Linked DNA regions of Homo sapiens: region 1 is linked to region 2. Evidence: chromatin loops called from intact Hi-C (ENCODE). Cell type or tissue: HepG2. All regions are shown on one strand. Each heading gives the region's core, and the rest is flanking DNA. Links, peaks and the distances in the headings are about the cores only. Region 1 has its middle 25 kb from the start of LECT2. Region 2 overlaps TGFBI (transforming growth factor beta induced).

Evidence for each region. Peaks named below come from ENCODE experiments on the same cell type or tissue, not always from the same donor. Only the 100,000 strongest peaks of a DNase experiment are listed, where the experiment ranks them.
Region 1: a loop joins it to region 2, with 13 times the contacts of the local background. A loop is called at or near these places in 76 of 110 quality-filtered maps.

The regions. Positions count from the first base shown.
Region 1 is chr5:135,924,144-135,935,754 of GRCh38, forward strand. It overlaps the pseudogene FBXL21P. Among named protein-coding and RNA genes, the nearest start is that of LECT2, 25 kb to the right of the region's middle. In HepG2, for the core only: CTCF peaks have their summits at 5,997 and 6,493 (motif pointing left); a DNase peak (open chromatin) is centred at 6,038; H3K4me3 peaks cover 2,312 bases; H3K27me3 peaks cover 410 bases.
Region 2 is chr5:136,055,604-136,065,756 of GRCh38, forward strand. TGFBI (transforming growth factor beta induced) reads left to right here. Exons shown (of 17, transcript NM_000358.3): 11 at 77-213; 12 at 1,062-1,192; 13 at 3,487-3,611; 14 at 5,231-5,333; 15 at 5,897-5,976; 16 at 7,060-7,084; 17 at 7,583-8,215. The coding sequence ends at 7,623. Among named protein-coding and RNA genes, the nearest start is that of TGFBI, 32 kb to the left of the region's middle. RefSeq lists a silencer at 7,075-7,174. In HepG2, for the core only: CTCF peaks have their summits at 2,612 (motif pointing left), 7,140 (motif pointing left) and 9,136; DNase peaks (open chromatin) are centred at 3,078 and 7,138.

The DNA.
Region 1 (11,611 bases), core at 2,105-10,104, 130 kb before region 2:
AAACAGCCAGTGATTGGAACTCAGAACACACACATTTATCAAGTTTGCCTTCTAATATGGGTGCAGTTTGTGTCATCCCAAACCAATTACAATGGACACACCAAAGATCCCAAATCACAGATCACCATAACAGATATAATAATAATAAAGTTCAAAATATTGCAAGAATTACCAAAATGTGACACAGAAACACAAAGTGAGTACGTGCTGTTGGGAAAATGGTGCCGATAGACTTGCTTGATCCTGGGTTACCATAAAACTTCAACTTGTAAAAAACACAACATCTGAGAAGTGCAATAAAGTGAAATATGCCTGTATAGCATTACTTTATCCCACCACAGTGCCAAAAATAAAGATTCTTTATTAAATAGAAAAATTATTGGTAGAGTTTACCTGTATTTTTCTTCACAATAAGATACATAAACAATTTCATTGCAGAGTTCTGAAATGATGTTGAGTCAAATACAATTTGATCCTAGTGTAGTAAAGAGTTAACCTTACCCAAACAAAGGTCTGACTTTTGCATTTAGCTCCTAGGAGGTGATCTCTTAGTCCTTGGAGTGTCTTACCTGATAGGAGTGTCTTTGTTTACCTGGGAACCTCGGGCCACATGGGACAGTCTAATAATGTAGTTTATGGTGGAGGTTTTGGGCTACGTGATATCACCTTGACCTCAGGGGTGGGGAAGGCTGGAAACTAAAGAGCAACCACACACAGGCAGTCAACCATGTCTATGTGACCAAACTCCAACCAAAACATGAAAGAGCTTCCCTGATTGACAGTACTCTGTTGTGTATTGCTATACATTGTTGCCTGGAGAAATTTAGCACTGCTCATGATTTCACTGGAAGAGGACACTTGGAAGCTCTACATATGGATTTTTTTTTTTTTGCATTCTTCTCCATGCCTCTCTTTCCTTTGATTATTTTAATCTGTATCCTTTCACTGTAATAAACTACAACCATGAATATAACAGCTTTCCATGAGTTCTGTGAGTCCTTCTGACAAATTATCACATTTGAGGTTGATCTTGAGAATCCACAAGCTCTGAAGTTGGTGTCAGAAGTTAAAGCTGTCTTGAGGGTTTCCCAGAAATGTCCAACATGCACTCCCCCTCCACCCTCCCATCCCACCCCCCCCCACCAAAACAGAGACATCTTTTTATGTGTGAAAATATTTTTGATGTGATTTTTGTTGCACAATTTTACTTGTAACAGTCAGTACAGATGTTCCCAAACATTCCAGGTTTCTTCTTCCAGGCATAAGGTAGGACTGCACTTCTTTACCTAACTTAAGTTAGGTGTTGCCATTTTAGCTAGCTTTGGCCAATGAAGTAAGAACAGAATTGACATACAGTTAGAAGTTAAGGTGCAGTGTATGTACCTCAGTGTCTCTTTCCCATGGTCACAGACTATTTTCCAGACAGTGGCTGCTCTAACGTCCTTGGTCTCAGAATGAACACAACAGGGATGACAGCTTCTAGCTGAAGTGTGATAGAAGTGTAGCATGACTGAGAAATAAACTTTTTTTTGCATTAAATCACAGGTGTTTGTTATTTCAGCATAACCTAGCCTATTCTGACTTAAACAACCAAAATCTTTGTTTGCTCAAAGCTTAATAATAATATTTTCTTTGAAAGGACTATACAGAGATGTTCTTTTTTGTATCACAAATGGCATATTGTGTATTCCTGTATTGTAAAGTATATCATAATTATCTGACCGACATCATTTTAGATATGGCTCTTTCCATCAAAATCCAACATATTTATACTAATAATTGAAATTCTAGAAAAATTCTTCAGTAATATTCACAGAAATGCACCAAGATACAGGATTTTCACAGCCTACTTTATAATAGTAAAAACTAAATGTTCAGCAATAGAAGAAGGTTAAAGAATTGCAATGTTTCCATATAAGGGGATTGCTCATTTGGCCATTACTAAGTGAGGAAGAGATTTCTCATTACAACCAAGATAGAGAAATAGGGAATAAATTCCCTCTCTGCATAAAAGAACAAAAAAACAAAACCGGGACAAAACAACCAAAGAACAAAATCAACAACAACAACAACAAAAACACACAAAGTATTTGAAACAATGACTTTTGTAGGAATAGAAAGGGAATGATTTTTTTCCTCCTCATCATTATATAGGTCACAGCCAACATCCCTATGACAACAGGTTAACAAGAGAAAAGCATAACAAAGTTATTTGATCATAGCTTTATGTGATATGGGAATCTTCAGAACGAAGACCCAAAGATACAGGGGAGCTATCTGATTTTTGTTTAGGTTTGATGAAGCAGGGACAGTGTATAGAAATGTAATTAGATGAACAAAAGGCTATGAGCTAATGGTAATAGGCTGATTGGGAAAAACCTAGCAAGGTCTGTCTGATTAGGTTCTTCCTGAGGAAGAAATATTGTAGCATTTCTTCCTCCTGGGTATAGGGTAGGACCCTTCTGGAATCTTAATTTCTTTATAGCCAGCTGTTACCCAAAAAGGCAGAGGAAGGTTAGAGCAACACTTTTAGGTTTTACGGCTGGCTTTGGGGGAAAAGGGTTCTGGTTTCTATGACCTACCTTGGGGAAGAGGAATTCTAGTTTCTATGGTTTGCCTCAGGGAAGAATGAGGGGTGAGAGATAGAAGGGCAAAAGATCAGAGAGAAACTTTGCTTTTGAGGCTGCTTCTAAGGTCTTCGCTTTGGAGTCATTTTCAGAGCCCCAACACTTTTGAGAAACAAGATATCAGGCAACAAAAGACAAAGATCTCCAAGAGATAAGAAATAAATGAGATAAGTCCTATGATTACCCTTATTTTATTGCCTTAAAAGAATGTCTAGTCTGCTACACAGAGAGGGGGAATCCAGACTAAGTTTAGTGGACACCCTGAGTTTAGGAGTTGACAATATGCTGCTAAAGCAGTACTTATGGGTATATTTATGGCACTGCAAGCCTATGTTAGAACAGAAGAAAGGTCTCAAATCAATGAACTCAGATTCTACCCTGAGAAACTAGAAAATAAATAGCAATTTAAATTCAAAAGAAAGGAAATAAAGATGACAGCAGAAACCAATGCAATATAAAACAGGAAAAATAATAGAGAAAATTAATTAAACCAAAGGCTGGTTCTTGGAGAAGATCAATAAAATTGATAATCCTTAAACCAGACTGATGAGATAAAAAATAGTGTAGATACAAATGACCAACATCAGGAATGAGAGAGTGACATCATTATAGATACTACAGACATTAGAAGAATAATAAGAGAATATTATAAACAATATTATGTCTATCAATTTAACAATCCAGATGAAATGGATAGATTTATTTAAAGATGTAAACTACCAAAGCTCCTTTAAGAAGAAATAGATAAACTAACCTAATAGAAGAAATAGCCCTAAATTTATTAAAGTAATTGAATTTCTGGTTAAAAGCCTTCCCACAAAATAAACTCCAGACCCAGATGGCTTTATTGGTGAATTCAACCAAACATTTCAGAATAAATAATACCATTTCTATATAGACTCTTCCAGAATTGAATAGGAGGAAATACTTCTCAGCTTGCTTTATGAGGCTTGTATTACTTGATATCAACATTTTACAAAGATATTACTAAAAAAGAAAAGTACAATCTAATATCCCCCATGAACCTAGATGCAGAAATTCTAAACAAAATTTTAGGAAATTGACTCAAACAATAGGTAAAAAGGATAATAAATTATGATAAAATAAGTCTTTTGCCAGAAATGCAAGGTTGGTTTAACTTTTGAAGATCAGTCAATGTAGTCCATCATTTTAATAAACTAAAAAGGAAAACAATAAGATTATTTCAATTGACACACACAAGTACTTCATAAAATCTAACATCCATTCTTCATCTAAAAATTCTCAGCAAAGGAGGAATAAAACGGAAGTTCCTCAATCTGATGAAGAGCATCTATGCAATATGCACATCCATGCAATATGTCAATGATTAAAGATGAAGCACTTTCCCTCTTAGATGAGGAACAAGACAAAAGTGTCTGTTCTCACCTTGATGTAGAAATCAGTTTGGGGAGAATTCACATCTTAAAAATACGGAGTCTTCAAACCAATGAATGTCATTGATATATCTCTTTATTAATGTTAATTATTTAACACTGTACCGGCAATATAGTGCAATGGGGAAAGAAAAAAATAAAAATGCATTTTATATTGAAAGAAAAACTGTCTTTGTTCGCACACAACATGACTGTCTATGTAGAAAATCCAATGGAATATACTAAATTCTAATAAAAATTTCTATTAATAAAACTGACAAGTGATTTTAGCAAGGTTGTAGGATACAAGACCAATATAAAAAATCAATTGCATGTCTTCATACTGGCAACAAACAAATAGAAATTAAAATTTAAAAAACAATACTATTTACCATAACATTTAAAAACTATGAAATATCTAAGAATAGTCCTGACAAAATGTGTGTAAGACTTATACCCTGAAAACTGCAAATGTTGTTGAGAGAAATTAAAGAAGACCTAAGTAAATAGAGCGCTATATCAATCATGTTTATCGAAGACACAACATTGTAAAGATGCCAATACTCCCTAAGTTGATTTCTAGATTCAAGGCAATCTTCAGTAAAATCCCAGCAATATTTTTGTAGATATTGACAAGCTTGTTCTAAAAAAATCATACAGGAATGTAAAGAATCTAGAATAGACAAAATAGACAAAACAATTTTGAAGAACAAGTTAGAGGGCTAAAACTATGTGATTTCAATACAAGTACTTGTTATAAAGCTACAGAAATCAAGACGGTGCGATATTGGTGTAAAGATGGGAAAATATATTAACGAAATAGAACAGAGGGTCTGAAAATATACCTACACATACATGGACAACTGATTTCCCACATAAGTGCAAAGGCAATTTAATGGAGAAAAAGAGTAGCCTTTTCAACAACTGGTGCTAGGTAAATTGGATACAACTTGCACATGAAAAAAATAAACCTTGACTTCTATCTTGCAGCATACACAAACATTAACTCAAATAGAACATAGACCTAAATGTAAAATCTAAATCTATAAACCATGTAGAAGAAAATATAAAAGAAACTGTGACCTTGACTTAGACAAACATTTCTTAAGTTTAACATCAAACAAATGATCCATAAAAAAACAAATTGATAAACTGGATTTCATCAAAATCAAAACTTCTGCTTTTCAAAAGACACCATTAAGAAAATGAGGCTGGGGCCGGGAGCCGTGGCTCATGCCTGTAATCCCAGCACTTTGGGAAGCTGAGGCAGGTGGATCACTTTGAGATCAGGAGTTCAAGACGAGCCTGGCCAACATGGTGAAACCCCGTCTCTACTGAAAATACAAAAACTTAGCCGGGCATGGTGGAGCACGCCTGTAATCCTAACTATTCGGGAGGCTGAGGCGGGAGAATCTGTTGAATCCAGGAGGCGGAGCTTGCAGTGAGCCAAGATCAAGCCACTGCACTCCAGCTGGCGACAGAGCGAGACTCCACCTCAAAAAAAAAAAAAAAAAAAAAAAAAAAAAAGAAAGAAAGAAAGAAAGAAAGAAAAGAAAATGAGGCCGGACACGGTGGCTCATGCCTGTAATCCCAGCACTTTGGGAGGCCAAGGCAGGCGGATCACCTGAGGTCAGGAGTTTGAGACCAGCCTGACCAACATAGAGAAACCCAGTCTCTACTAGAAATACAAAATTAGCCAGACATGGTGGTGCATGCCTGTAATCCCAGCTATTTGGGAGGCTGAGGCAGGAGAATCGCTTGAGCCCAGGAGGCAGAGGTTGCAGTGAGCCAATATTGCGCCATTGCACTCCAGCCTGGGCAACAAGAACGAAACCCCATTGCATTTGTGCATTGATAAAGGGGCGCCCTTCATCGGGAGTAAGTCCCAGAAACCACAAGCGTTGGCTCATGCCTGTGTGGAGTCACAGGCAGGTGGCCACGGGGAATTAGCTGAAGACCAGCAGGCAGGAAGCCTCCCACATGCCACCTAAGGGGCGCTCCCGGAACCGCCGCCCCTGCGGGAGGAGCGGCTGGGGTCTCAGATCGCCGTGCGTGACTTGGTGCTGCGCCAGGTGGGCGCCATCGCCGCGGCCTGCTGGGGGAGGCGGCCTTTGAGGAGCGGGCGCGAGGCGGGGCCAGGCGGGGCGGGGCCTTGGGCGGCTGCGGTCTGCGCGGACCCCCGTGCCTAGGCGCTCCTGTGCCTCCAGTGCGCGGAGCCGGCCTCGCTCGGGCGTGTTCCTGCGCCGACCGGACGGCCGGACTCCAGCACCTTGGCCCGGCCCGCGAACGCTGAGCACGCGCGGAAACCCTTTAAAGGTAGCACATTTTTCGGGTGTCGCGGGGGCACCGCCGGCGGTGGCGACGTGGGGCGGAATGGGCTCGCTCTTTGGGCCCGGGAGGCGTGCGCTCGCGCCCTGGGCCACGTCGGGGCGGTCTCGGGCGGCTGAGCGCCCCCTGGAGCGACCCCTCCCGCGGCCCGGGCCCGGCCGCCCCCGAAGCCGGGGTGAGCGGGGCCTGGCTCGGGCCGCCAGTGAGGACTCGCAGCCCCCGGGCGTCCGCTTTCTCGCTGGGCTGGGTTTCTGCAGTGCCGGGCGCCCACCCGGCCACCCCATGAGCCGCGCGTCTGGCTCTTCGGTGGAGTGAGCCTAGAAAGGGCGGCGTTCGTCCAGTGATCAGTGCTACCCGAGGTTGCTTTTTGCATGACTGCTTGCAGTTAAGTTCACCGGAGTTTATAGTTGCCACAAATGTCAAAAAGTAGCCTTCTGGCGAGCTGAAAGCGCTCACCTGTGCGCTTTAAGGTGTACCGTCTTTGTCTTTGGCGAGTGTGCCTTTTAAGACGCTTCCAAGATAAATTGAATAAGAAATGATGATTGTTTTCTCCCAGAAAAATCTTGCAGAAATGATTTCTGGAAACACCTGTGTTCGTTGTTAGCCCCCTTAGAATGCCCATCCGGAGGCGGGCTCTCCCTGGCTCGGAAGGCCTCCCCGCGGAGGGCCTGGCTTGCTGTCCGCTCGCTTTTCGCTTCCAGAGTCGGAGAGACGCGACTTTGGGGTCGATGTGGAGAGAGAAACAGATGCCCTAGGCGCCCCCCATTCAGGGATTTTCACAAACTGCCCAGTTCAGCTTTGTCCCTTGCGTCTCCAAAGGTGTTTTCAATCTACATATATTTGGAAAACTTCAGTTTTCATATGATTTATTTAAAAATAAGCATACATATTATGTTTATTAGGAAGTAAAAATTTTCTTTTTAAGTAGATATGTCCTAGTACCACAGAGAGACTTGAGTGTAGAAAATTGCTAAACCAGTGACAAAATGCCAGAACACTGCAAAGATGGCAACCACTGCTTTAGGAAATATTTGACATAAATATTTTTCATGTTTTGTCTCCTTAATATCTCGGTGATATTTTTATTTGATTTGATATTTTAAAAAGAATTGTAACTTTTAGACTTAGAAGGGAACTTAGAGTCTTATGGGCTGCAAAGTACATAAATCTGTTTGACAACGTCTCCAACAAATTATGTTTTGTCCTTTGCTTGGATTATATTTAGTAGAAAGAGGTGTTGCTCCATTCTTTTGTTGGAAAACTGTGTGTTTTTACGTGTTTTGGAGCGCGAGGCTTCAGCCCTCCTGTCCAGGCCATGCTTCCCCTGCCCTTGCACTGGTGAGTAGGATTCCAGGCTCCTTAACACGGACCGTCTGCCTGGGGCAACAATCTGATTGCTTATCATGAAACTTTAGGAAGGAGATTAAATAAAGGACATTTAATAATTATTTCCCTTTACTTTTGCTGCTCCCAACAAATTTGTCCACCCTTTTCAGATAATTTTGCATCTATGTTCTGTTATCTGTGGTATTCACCTATTATTTCTATTGTTGTGATCACTGAAAACTTGAAACTGTTGAAAGTCACTTCTGGGTATTCATTTCACCAATCTGGAAGAACCTAGTGATGGTGCAGAAGAGAGCTGCTTCCATGGCCTTTAGTGAGTTGGCTGTGGATGTTCAGACAGTCTTCATCTCATCTTCTTTGATAATCTTGCCCTCAAGAATACTGTGGCAATCTCTTAGATACTTCTAGAGGATCCCATTCACGTAGTCACCTGATCTACCAAATTAGAAAACACATCAAAAAAGGCATTTGAGTTAAGGTGGTTAGTGGAGCTCCTCAATGCTAATAAACTTGTTTCATACTCTGGAATTGTGCTGAAGATCCGTGTCCAGCTTGCTCTTTTCTCCCTTTTTGGAAGAATGGCTTATCACTTGATGGAGTCCTGTATTCTGGTTTTGTTCCCTACCTGTCCTCAAAATTCTCGTGACTATGAGAGCCATCATGTTCCTTCAGCAACCAGGGAAGTAATTCATCTGATTCGGAAGACTTCAGTGAACTGATCTGAGATAGGTAGTGGTGCACCATCTTCTTACTGGTCTTGGGTAGCAACTCCCTATTGATATGTCAGTATTATGTCAGTATTCTCACATGAAGAATGGCCTATTGGCACAGAAATTAGCCATAAGTGTAACTCAGGAGAAAAGTTTCTGCAGTAAATAAAATTGTGTGTCATCTGATTTGAGTTAACTAGTAACTCGACTTGTCTTTTATTTTTGGTGTTTCACTGAAAGTGTGCCCTGGAGTTCCTTTCCCTCTACATCTGGAATAAAGGAAGGACAGCCAACCGTGACATTATCTGGAAAACAGTGTAACAGCTGGTGGCAGTGAGGAAATCAAATGGTAGATCGTGAGCTCAAATACATTCCCCTAGCCTGTCCTCCCCAGTTCTGCTTTAGGAGTTGGATTCAGAGAGAAATGGAAAATTAACAGGGGGTAGACAGTAGAGGTTTAAGGGAACTGTTTAGTAAATTAATAGGTTGCCATGTTTAACTCCTCTGTGTAGTTGAGTTTGGTTTACAAAAGTAGTAGAATGTATTTATTTATGTTTACCTTACGACATTTATTCATGATGCCAAGGGTGTGAGTTTTATCCTGCTGTAGACCTATATTACTATTTTCTTCAGTTTCCATAGACTTTCCTGCTAGCTCTGACAAGTCATTTTCCTGAAATTTGGCAAACCTCAAAGAGTATGACTGAATCAATGCCATCTCTATCAATATATATGAAATGATTTTTAAATATGAAGCATATATTCTATTAACAGCAGACTAGTCCAACTATATTCATATGGGAATGATAAAATAATAAAAATCACTCATGTCTGCCTCTTTACTATAACTGTGGTGGTATTATGTGCTACTAAAATCTGGAACTGGAAGATTTACACAGCCTGTAAACAGATAATTGTAGTCATGAATTCCCTCACATTTTTTGTAGTATCTCTCTATAGACATTAATTAAAATACAGATTCTCAGAGTCCATTCACTCTTTGATCCATAGCCTTGGTAAAGCCTCAAGAATAATTCCTGGGAATCATAACAAGATTTCCACTAACCATGCTAATTTTTTGGAATTTGTTTTGTTTTTGTTTTGTTTTACTTTGTTTTGTTTTTGTTTTTAAGACAGGGTCTCACTCTGTTGCCCAGACTGGAGTGCAGTGGTGTGATCTCAGCTCACCGCAACCGCTGCCTTCCTGCCTCAGCCTCCCAAGTAGCTGGGATTACAGGCATGCGCCACTAACACTCAGCTAATTTTTGTATTTTTGTATTTTAAAAAATTTTAAAAAGTTTTTTTAATTTTAGAAATGGGGTTTCACCATGTTGGCCAGGCTGGTCTTGAACTCCTGACCTCAAATGGTGCACCTGCCTCGGCCTCGCAAAGTGTTGGGATTACAGATGTGAGCCACCACGCCCGGCAGGGCTAGGTTTTTTTGCGTGGTTTTTTTTTTTTTTTCTTTGATACGGAGTCTCGCTCTGTCACCCAGGCTGGCGTGCAGTGGTGCAATCTCTGCTCACTGCAAGCTCCGCCTCCCGGGTTCACTCCATTCTCCTGCCTCAGCCTCCCAAGTAGCTGGGACTACAGGCACCCGCCGCTATGCCTGGCTAATTTTTGTATTTTTAGTAGAGACAAGGTTTCATCAATGAACAACAACAAAAAATAGTTTCAGAATCAATAATTTCTAACAAAATCCTTCAATATATAGAGTGATATATAAAGAGCCTAAGCATAGAAATTATTGAATGTTTATTTATGTATTCTGATGAATGTGTTTTTGTGGTATTTCACCAAGATAGGAAGTGAAATCAAATGGAGGTTGGTGAGTACCCCACGGCAACCATTGCTTCGTTTCATGGTTCAGAGTGAACTCTAATCTGGAAGCCTTCCTTAGGTAAGAAAAGCTTGAAAAAGAAATGATCGACTTTTTAAATGGTCACATATCTTTAAGCTAGAATGTTTAGATTAACGTTTTCAAGCTAATAAAGATCAATTTGTCTAAAATATATTTTACAATGTACATAGCTATAAAATCATATGAAGTGTTTGATTTGTGGATGAGCATAATCTTTATGCTCGGAAGATTACACAACTTAAAAAAAATTAAAATATTATTTTTAACAAGTTACTGGTATTAATATAATACCTTAAATTACTTATTGCAATTCTACTATCAGTGAATTGGCAATTTAATGATATCATTAAATAATTTTAACAATCCATGCCACATACAATGAGATTTAATATATAGCACAGTCCCTCTGTTAAGGACTGCAAGGTAGTTTTCTAACCTGGCATTTGAGTGATGTCTTTGTTTTATGTTAGCATCACTGGTTTTCAAGTAAAGGATTCTATTAAGGGTAACTTCTTTATAAAAACTTAGTGAAAATTTATCCATTTTGTTGATTTCCAAATGAAACGGTTGCAAGCAAAATGTCAATGACTGTGCTCCACATCAGAGTTTAGAATCCAGCATCTGTTCTTGTACCTTACAGCATTAAGGAGTTAGCATTGAAGAGTAGTAGATCGGGCCTTTTAAAATAGCACATGCTTTGAATTCTTGGTAGTCAGCAGTTTCACATAGTCTACGTAGTACTGCTGGACAGGGCCTAAGTCATGCATGTAACTGGTTTAGTCAGACTGAAATGTGTGTAGTAGCTCTTTTGCCTGATGCTTGAGATGCAGCTTTGTAACTATTTTTGCTTTTCATTTCAATTTTCCAAACCCTAAAGATGATTTTTCATTTTGTTCAATGACTTTATAGGTCATTCCTGCTTCTGGGATCCAACTCTATGTTGTGCTTAAGAAATGTGTCACATCAGACAGAGTGAATCACAAGACAGAGATATTTACCTATCACATAAATATTTTATTAGATTTCAAGGTATGTTTCAATTATGACACTGAATCTTTCATGTGTACATTCCTAACATTGCAGGGGTTAAAGGAGGGTTATATAGTTAACCAAAGTTCAATAAAGTTCAGAACCACTCTTACCATTATTTTGCCTTTCAAATAATTGTATACTTAAAATACTTTGTATTCTTACATAAAATATACGTACAAGATGACCATATATACTTGGACGTATCTGGACTTCAAATTTGCTGGAACTTAATTGCGTCCCAAGCTGGCTAATACCTAGAGATTCATCATTTCTGTTTGGAGGGTAAGAATGCTCATTCCCTGTCTGCTTTAC
Region 2 (10,153 bases), core at 2,154-10,153:
CATGCTCTGAACAAATCAGGAGGCCCCTCGTGGAAGTATAACCAGTCCTTTCTTTCTCTGTCCCTCTTCTGTGCAGAGCCTCTGCATTGAGAACAGCTGCATCGCGGCCCACGACAAGAGGGGGAGGTACGGGACCCTGTTCACGATGGACCGGGTGCTGACCCCCCCAATGGGGACTGTCATGGATGTCCTGAAGGGAGACAATCGCTTTAGGTAATTAGTTCCATCCCCGGGTGGAGCTTCTGCCCAGTGGTCATGCTGGAGTGGGATGTGGGGCCCCAGCTATTTGTCAAGCTTTCTTCTACCTTGGGGATTCAATTAACACTAGCAGTGCACTGCTGCGACCTTCCAGACTTGGGATGGGGAAAAGGCAAGGGTCGCCTTGAAAGCTTACATTGGGAAGAAGGGTTACTTCTAAGAGTGTAATCTTCACATGCATGGGAAGCAGGGAGGGGGGACTACATTTTTATGACTGAAGTGCAAGGAAAACATCACCCTCTCATTGTAAAGCTCCAAGTGAGCCAAGAGCACATAGTTTACAGTGCACGATGAGCCTCTCACTCTCTGCGCAGTATCTGTTTATTGCAACTGAAGCACCCTTGTGAGTTTGTTTTCTTGCCCGGCTATCTCCATTTCTGACTTGCTCATTCACCTTGGGGTGCTGTCATATTGAATGTTTCCCTGTCACTGACTTCAGCCACCTGCACAAGGGCTTGGAGACCACACCCCTCTGCCCTCCCAGAATCATATCCCTGGAGGCTCAGCTAGTCTCTGGGTCAGCCATACCTCTGCCCTTTCTTTTCCCTCCTTTCTCCTGTGGCCTCTGACGTCTGGCCATTTAACAGAGCTTAGCATTTTTGCTGGGTGGAGAGAGCTGGAGCCTGGAATCACTCCCTCTTTGTGCATACGGAGGGCATGAAAACCAAGGTGTGTGCATTCCAGTGGCCTGGACTCTACTATCCTCAGTGGTGAGGTATTTAAGGAAAATACCTCTCAGCGTGGTGAGGTATTTAAGGAAAATACCTGTTGACAGGTGACATTTTCTGTGTGTGTATCTACAGCATGCTGGTAGCTGCCATCCAGTCTGCAGGACTGACGGAGACCCTCAACCGGGAAGGAGTCTACACAGTCTTTGCTCCCACAAATGAAGCCTTCCGAGCCCTGCCACCAAGAGAACGGAGCAGACTCTTGGGTAAAGACCAACTTAAGTACACGTCTCCATTTTTCTAAAGTAGTGATCCCTCAGGGCCCCAGCAGCAAACAGTTGGCACATCAAGGATTGACTTGAAGGGATTTTATGACAAGACTATTAGTGAAAGAGTGGGCGGGACTAAAGGAACTAGCAAAGGATGAGGCCAACCAGGGACTAGCAACCCTGGGAAGCCTTTACTACCCCTAGGCCTGGGGGAATGGGAGGATGAGAGCAGGAACCAGGGAGGTCATGAGCCTTGGACAAGGGCACAGAACAGCAGCCAGAGCCATGTGCAGCCAGCCACTGTCAGAACCATGCAAGGGGGACCACTCAGCGCCCCAGCCTCCCTCTCAGACAGTTGCCATCTGGGTCTCTTGTTGGCTGATGCGAGAGCAGGAGGGAGCCCACTGATGCAGTTCATAGAGCTCAGCCTCCTGGGCAGGAAACCGGGCAGAGAGGAGTAGAAAAGAATTAAGGGTGGCTGCGACCAGCCCAGTCACTGAGGCACGTTTCCCACTGGAGACCTATGAGCACAGTGATAATAAAGCCAGTTACCTGCACTGACTATCCCTCCAGACAAAAGCTTTCCCAAGAAGTTAGTCATGGCTCTGAGAGATCTAGTTGAGGATGTTTGGCAGGGGATCTAGTGGTTACGGGTGGCTAAGAAAAATGAGGAAGGTAAGAGTATCTTGCAGCCTGTGTTGGGAGGATTAAATAGGATGCCACACACAGGGCCAGGCAGACAGCCTGGTCAGTAATAGCCATGACGATGGGGGCGGGGGGAGCAGGAATGGGAGTTGCAGTGTTTAGCTCAGATGCATGCCTGTGAGAGATGCTTCCACTCTCACAGAAAGATGAGACCAAGGAAAAGGAGGAGGAAGAGGAAGGACCTTGACAAACCTTGGGGCCCACATTGTCTACACCTCCCTTCCTGCTCTAGAGCAGAATAGAAAGTTCAGGTTGCAGGCAGCTCTAAGTTGAATTCGTGTCCTGTTTAATTTTCTTTATTGCTAAATGAATGCCTGTGTCTGTGATGCTGACGTATGTTCCTAAGGAGAGGGGAGAAGTTCATTCTGAACATAAACTTTTCATCCTCTCTCTGTCCAGCAAGAATGGAATATTCCCCAAGTGGCCTGAGCCAGCTTGGCTTTCTTTTTGTTTTCAATTATGTGGGAGTTGAGGAGGGGGATGGGAAAAGCTTCCCAAACACACCCTCCCCCAGGCCTGAGGCACCCCTGGGGGACAGAGAGTGTTAGAGGTTGGTACAGGTGTTAGAGATATTGAAAGGACATCCCATGCACCCCAGGGGCTGGTGTGGCTCTGTACTTCCAGGCAATATTTTGTGGAAGGGGAACCTTGTCAGCTCCAGGTTGTGGATGTTTGAAAATCAGTTGGTACCCAGTGGCTCCATCCTCTGGCAGGCATGTGGATTTGTCAATAACCAAGTGAACTCTCCAAAATAAGTTAAAACTTCCTCCCTTCTCAGTTTCAAGATGCTGGAAATAGCTGTTCATAAGCCCTGGGGAAATTTAGCCCTTTGGCTGGTAATGGGAGTATCCGAGATGAGAGGGCAGCTGGAAACTTTCGGAATGACCTCCCACACTTAATTTGGGAAATGCCTCTGCACCTTTATGGGCAACCAGATGCCTGCCCCAGTTGCTGGAGACACTGATGTGGGCTGAAAGGAATGCTGAGACGTGACGAGGAGAGATGCTGCGGAGGGAATATCCCCCTCAGCCCTGACCTCATCGGCTCCATGGCTCCTCCACAGTACAGCTGTCTACTCTTTTAAGTTCTCCCTTCAGGAAATAGCCATCTCAAACAGAATGTGCATTTGAGGGCAGAATGTGTAAATATTGCACTACTGTGTTATAACCGTCAGGAGCCATGCTGATGATGAAACGTCCCAGATGCCGGTGCTGGAAAGGTCCCTGGCTTTCCAAGCAAATATTTATCTCATGGAAACATGAGTCATACTCACAGAGGAGTATGGATTAACTCCTTCTCAGCAGCCAGGGAGCCCAGCATCCCAGACAGCATATTTAACCCAGAGGCCAACTGACTGCTGGGGCAGATTTGTGGTCATGAACATGTGCTTTGTGTCCTCTGACCATTAGACAGATTGTGGGTCACAACGTTGAGTATACAGTGGGAGCTTAATAAGTGCTTATTCCCTGGGCAGGGAGTTCTTCATTTCAGGGGTGACCACTTACATCTTCTCCTCTGGGCCCTCCTTGACCAGGCTAATTACCATTCTTGGGATTAACTCTATCTCCTTTTCCCGCAACCTGCAGGAGATGCCAAGGAACTTGCCAACATCCTGAAATACCACATTGGTGATGAAATCCTGGTTAGCGGAGGCATCGGGGCCCTGGTGCGGCTAAAGTCTCTCCAAGGTGACAAGCTGGAAGTCAGCTTGGTAAGTGTCCTGCAAATCAAAGGCTGGCTAAATTTCCCCAGGGCAGGGCTCCAGGACATATCTCACCCCCAGGATGGAATTATACACACACAACCTTCAAGTTGCAGCCCGAATCTCTGAGTGTAATTCGTCCAAAGAAAAAGAGAAAAGAGAAGAGGGTCTTCAGGGAAATCAAGTGAGATCATAGTTAGACATGAGTAAGAACTTCCAGATTTACAAGGGAATAGAGCATCTGATTTGGCATCTGAGAGAGGCTATTAGATCTTCCTTCTCTTAAGGAGGTTGTAGGCAACTAGTTATGTGACTGAAGAGATCAGTCTGTACTCACACCATCCCACCCCCCAAACCCAGGGCTTCACTGAGTTGTACCATGAACCAGACCATCCCAAGAGGCTTTTTGAGTTCTGACACTTGCTCTGTGAGCCTTCCCTTGCTCTGCACATTGATGATATAACTTTGTAACTGCACTAAGAGTGTTCCTAAAGCAGATAGCCAGCCGAGCTCCAGAAATCTCCCTGGCTGCACCTGCAGAGGCCACTGACCCCTCTGTGGAGGGACCGCTCTTCAGTGTGTGGCTGGCTTCTACTCTCTGCTCCTCTCTCTTGGTCTTCAGCCATCCATTGCTCACCAGTTTCTCACGAGGAGCATAGGAAGATATGCATGTAGGGAGGTAGGCACGGGGATGACTTGTTTGACTTTAGCAGGTCATTCAAGAATCTCCTCGCACCTGGTTTCAGATGCTGGGGTCCTGTCTGTCACAGGCTTCTGTGCCTCCTACCCCCTTGAGTTTGTCACATGGCCCTTCAGGAAGGCCTGAGATAGATTTGCCCTGGGTGGGCCTCCTATGAGAAAATCTTAAGTGAGGCACCCAGGCAAAATGGAAAGAGCCTTTTGCCCAGAGCAGGAAGCCTGTCTTCCATTTCCAGCTGTTCCACCTACTTAGCTTAAAAGAGGCACTTCGCCTGTCTTCAGTCTCAGTCTCAGTCTCCTCTTCTGTGGAATGGGACAATAATATCTACTCTCCTTATCATACACTGCTGTGAGGACTGAGTGGATCACACAAAAAAGCATTATGTAAATTGCAAAGTGCTAAATCCACACAGGAGATTTGAATTAATCCACCACACTGAAGGTCTGTCAAGGGCAGGGACTGTTTCATTCACCAGAGTATCCCCAGTCTAACACAGGACTTGGCATATGAAAAGTGTTCAGTAGGCCGGGTGCAGTGGCTCATGCCTGTAATCCCAGCACTTTGGGAGGCCAAAGTGGGCGGATCATCTGAGGTCAGGAGTTCAAGTCCAGCCTGGCCAACGTGGTGAAACCACATCTCTACTAAAAATACAAAATTAGCTGGGCGTGGTGGCACATGCCTGTAATCACAGCTACTCTGGAGGCTGAGGCAGGAGAATCACTTGAACCCAGGAGGCGGAGGTTGCAGTGAGTCGAGATCATGCCACTGCACTCCAGCCTGGGCGACAAGATTGAAACTCCATCTCAAAAACAAAGAACAAGGAAAAAAACGAAAACTGTTCAGTAAACACTTGCTGAATGAATAAAATAAATATATAAATGTATAAATAAATGCTCTACTTTCAACCACTACTCTGTTTTTCTTTTAGAAAAACAATGTGGTGAGTGTCAACAAGGAGCCTGTTGCCGAGCCTGACATCATGGCCACAAATGGCGTGGTCCATGTCATCACCAATGTTCTGCAGCCTCCAGGTAAGTGTCGCATCCCCACTGACTCTGCAGCCAGTCCTTTTCTTCATGTGGCAGTTGGTGGAGAGAAGAAAAACTGTTCTAAACAATGATGAGAATAACATGTAATTGTGATAGTTAAACTGTGCCTATGTGACTGATTGCAGAGTGAATTGGGAGCTGTTGGTTTTGAATGCACCACACTAAGGAATGTGAGGACACATTGCTCTTTGCGGAGTTGCCCAGCTATATTAGCTCCCCTCGGACACAGCCCAGTTTTCTGTATTCGCGTGGATGCTGTCCGCGCGATTCCCAGCACTCCTCTTACAGCATCTCACCTCAGTGTATGTTCCTTGCCTCCAGTGCAGTTGAACCTCAGTCCTGCCTCTCCTCATGTGTGCATTCACCTTTCTTGGTGCTCTCTCCCCATGGGCCAAGTTCTACCATGAGTTATGAAACATTATGGAGAAAACATGTCTTTGGAAATGTGAGCCAGAAAGCCCACCAGTGCCCCTCAGTCACGGTTGTTATGAATGACATGCTAATGGTTTCACTCTGGTCAAACCTGCCTTTTCTTTCCTCTTCAGCCAACAGACCTCAGGAAAGAGGGGATGAACTTGCAGACTCTGCGCTTGAGATCTTCAAACAAGCATCAGCGTTTTCCAGGGTAAGATGCCTGCTAGGTTTGCGCCTAGCCTGAGCAGCCTCAGGTCCTCTGTTTGGGCCATAGAGGAGCCTCTCCAGCCCCTGTCTTCCTTGGCTGCTCCCCAGGGCTCTCTTAAAACTTCTCCCCACTCCCACTGAGGCATCCTCAGCCCCAGCCTGTGTCAAATTCAGAGTAAAGAACCAAGGCAACTCCCTGGCTTTCATGGGCCAAAGCGCAGGCTTTCACACCGAGGCCTCTGAGCCTCAGATCATGGGGAAGTCACTGCTGGAGAGAACAGACATAGCTCTGGAAGCCATCTGCCCAAGAGGGCAGCCCATCCCAAGTTCATCTTACAGTGGCCAGGCCTGCCCTGAGCCGGGGCCTCTGGGTCACTCTTCTGCTGTCCATGGCATTGCCCATCCTGGGTGAGGCTGGGGCTCTCCTGGGCACTGTATGTATTCTGGATACAGGGATACTGGGCTCGCTATGTGTGTGGAGCCATCCCTTCCTTGCCCCAGCCCCACCTCCCTCTCAAACCCTCTCTGGCTCTTTCTGAGCTTCCTTTCCTGCTCCCCAGCTTGCCCAGTGCTCAGTGCCCCACTTGGCTCTTTTGCTACTTCGGGTCAGGTGGAGCCTCTTGGGAATGTGAAGTGCCTTACAGAAAGATTGCACTTCAAGAGGAGAGGCTGCAGGGAGCCATCCTAAACCCAGAGGCCTGGAGCTTACTGTGTCACTTTACTTTTGTACACAGGGGTCTCCTTAGTGCCCTCGAGAAGGATTCTTGGCCCTGAGCTTCTACTCCTGAGGCCACCTCTGTGCAGCCCCAGCTCCCTCAACTCTAGGCTGTAGTCTCAGTGGGAAAGCCTGGCTTGGGGGTCTCCTAGGAATGTCCACCTGAAGGCACACTTGATAGGGGCTTGCACAACTTATGTCTGCCAAGGCCACCTGAGGAACTCCCTGGTGCCTATAAGTTCCACCTTCCCCTTCCTCTTCCTCGCCCCAGCATTTTTTCTGAGTAGGGGTGGCAATGGGCAAAGCCATTGTCATAAGCAGTTGCAGGTATAACTTTCACTAGAAAACCTGACACCTTGTGTTTTCTTTCAGGCTTCCCAGAGGTCTGTGCGACTAGGTGAGTCTGGTCTGGGTTTGAAGTCATTGCAGACCTGTTTAGGCCTTACCCCCAAGCAAGCCCAAGCCTGCCATCTGCTGTATATAGATAAGAACATCATGGTGCAGTAAAAGAAGCCTGGCCTTTGGAGTCAGAACAGCAGGGTGACTTGGGGTCAGACCCAGAGCACCCCATTTCCTTCTCTGTAAGATGAGGATAATAAGAGTAACAACCTTTTAGGGTTAAGGTGAGTTTTCAGCTTAGGAAGTCTGGGAATATTGCAAAGGGCTTGGCAGGAACCCATGGTGAGGATCTAGTTCCAAGTTGATAGGTACAGAAAACCAGAACATCGGGCCTTGAGTAAAGAGTGAAGTTTCACAAACCACAAAGCACCTGCTATGTGCAGGAGAGCATGGCAGAAGGAGGCTGCTTGGCCCTGGTCCTTGAGATTCTGACAGTGTCCTAGACAGACATGGGGAGATCTGCACCTATTTGACGTTACCAACTTCTCTTTTTCAGCCCCTGTCTATCAAAAGTTATTAGAGAGGATGAAGCATTAGCTTGAAGCACTACAGGAGGAATGCACCACGGCAGCTCTCCGCCAATTTCTCTCAGATTTCCACAGAGACTGTTTGAATGTTTTCAAAACCAAGTATCACACTTTAATGTACATGGGCCGCACCATAATGAGATGTGAGCCTTGTGCATGTGGGGGAGGAGGGAGAGAGATGTACTTTTTAAATCATGTTCCCCCTAAACATGGCTGTTAACCCACTGCATGCAGAAACTTGGATGTCACTGCCTGACATTCACTTCCAGAGAGGACCTATCCCAAATGTGGAATTGACTGCCTATGCCAAGTCCCTGGAAAAGGAGCTTCAGTATTGTGGGGCTCATAAAACATGAATCAAGCAATCCAGCCTCATGGGAAGTCCTGGCACAGTTTTTGTAAAGCCCTTGCACAGCTGGAGAAATGGCATCATTATAAGCTATGAGTTGAAATGTTCTGTCAAATGTGTCTCACATCTACACGTGGCTTGGAGGCTTTTATGGGGCCCTGTCCAGGTAGAAAAGAAATGGTATGTAGAGCTTAGATTTCCCTATTGTGACAGAGCCATGGTGTGTTTGTAATAATAAAACCAAAGAAACATACGTCCTGTGTGCATGGTACAGTGTGCTGACCTGAGGCCGTCATGCTCCTCCACACCTCAATTCTGCTCTGGAGAAGCTCAGAAAGGAGCCCCGAGGGATGGTTTTGGGGAGATTCCAGCAGCCAGCCCTCAGACAGCCAGACAGCTCATGGGGGTTTGAGCCTGTCTTTGCCAAACAGGTTTTTATTTCACCCTCCTCCGGTCCTGGGGTTTCAAGTTTTCAGTGTTGCCTTCACCCCGCACTTTATTCCTCTTATTACTTGGAAGTACCTTCCCTCCAGCATGGTGATCCCCTGCCTGTGTGCTGGACTTTTGAGTCCTCAGCACCAACCTGTGAAGTGGTTGCCAGCATAATCCCATTATGCAGATGAGGAGACCAAGGCCCAGGGAAGGGAGAACCACCAGCAGCACGTAAAATAGCTGAGCTGGGACTGGAACTCACACCTCCTGACTCTCAGTGACCACCACTGACAACAGCATAAGTCCAGGTTTTCCAGGCCCATCCCCTCTGTGCCAACCCACATTCAGATTCCTTCCCCGGCTCCCGTAATCTCTGGCATCTAGAATATCCTCAGGACTCTGAGAGGTGATATCATGTGGTTGTGGTGCCATTGCCCCCTACCTGTGTGGCCTGGGGCCAGTCATGTGACCTCCCAGGGTCTCCTCTTCTGTAATAGGGAGATGACCGTCACATCTACTTCATGGGTCCATCGTGAGGATGAAATGAGATGATCTATATAAAATGCTTGGTACAACATTAGGTGGCCTTATTTTTATCCTGCCGTCTGGGACTGCTCAGGATCAATGCGCCAGAGAGCCTTTATTTGTGTCTTTCCCACAGGTGGGCTGGCCCACTTTCCTAGAGAATGGGACAGACCTCCTTCCCACCCACACCCATCTCTGCCAAGGCTGATTCACTCCAGCAGGCGGAGCTCATTTCACTTCATGGAACCAATGACCCAAAGATATATCCCCAGCACTACTGCTGGTCAGTCCACTGCTGCTGGGAATACAGCAATGGTAGTGGCAGACAGAGGCCCTCTCTTAAATAGCTTCCAGTCTGAGGAAAGAGAGATATGACATCAATCCATTAAAATCATTCATCCATTGGTTCCACAAATATTTGTTGAGGGCTACCTATGTGCACCCCCATGTTAGACCCTGGGGAATAGACATGTCATTCTCATGAGGCTTCTCTACTGATGGGGGGGAAGAGAATTGTCAACCAGATAATGGCACTACAGCCTGTGTGTTCTTAGTGACTCTGAGGATAGCACTGTGGTTCTGTGACAGATAATGAAGGATTTGGAAGCAGGAATGCCCAGGAGCTCCCAGAAGTGGGAAGAGATGAGAGGAATGGAAGGAACTTACCTGAAGGTGAAGGCATCAGGCTAGGGGACCAAGGGAGAAGGTGTCCTGAGAGGTAAGGCTTAACCTTGGGTGTGAATTCAGTTCCCGTCACTCTCCCATAGCTCTGTCCTGCTGTTCCCACCTCCCCTGCAGCCATGCGGGCTTGGGCGGCTAGTGAGGGCCTTGCTCATGCTGGGTATCCTATGCTATGCTTCACTTTGAGCACCTAAAATACACACACTGCACTTTACCAAGATGACCTCGGAAACCAAAGAGGTGATCAGCATAAGTTTTAAAGACCCTTAAATTTAAAGTAAAAATCACTACAGGATCCATTATAAATGCCAAACACTAAGATGTGTGTTTCCAGTTCTCCCCTTCATTTGTCCCTGCCACTCCCTGCCCTGACTTTGCCCCACCCCCTAGTAATGTGGGCTCCACTCTATGCTCCAAACTCTCCCTGGAGAGAAATCCTCCCTGTGGTTGAGGACAAGGCGCAGCCTTCCCCTCCCACCAAAGAAGGTCAGATTCCCTTTTTTGGTTCCTAACCATCCATACCCCTTCTTTTCTCATGAAGACTCGGGCTAAG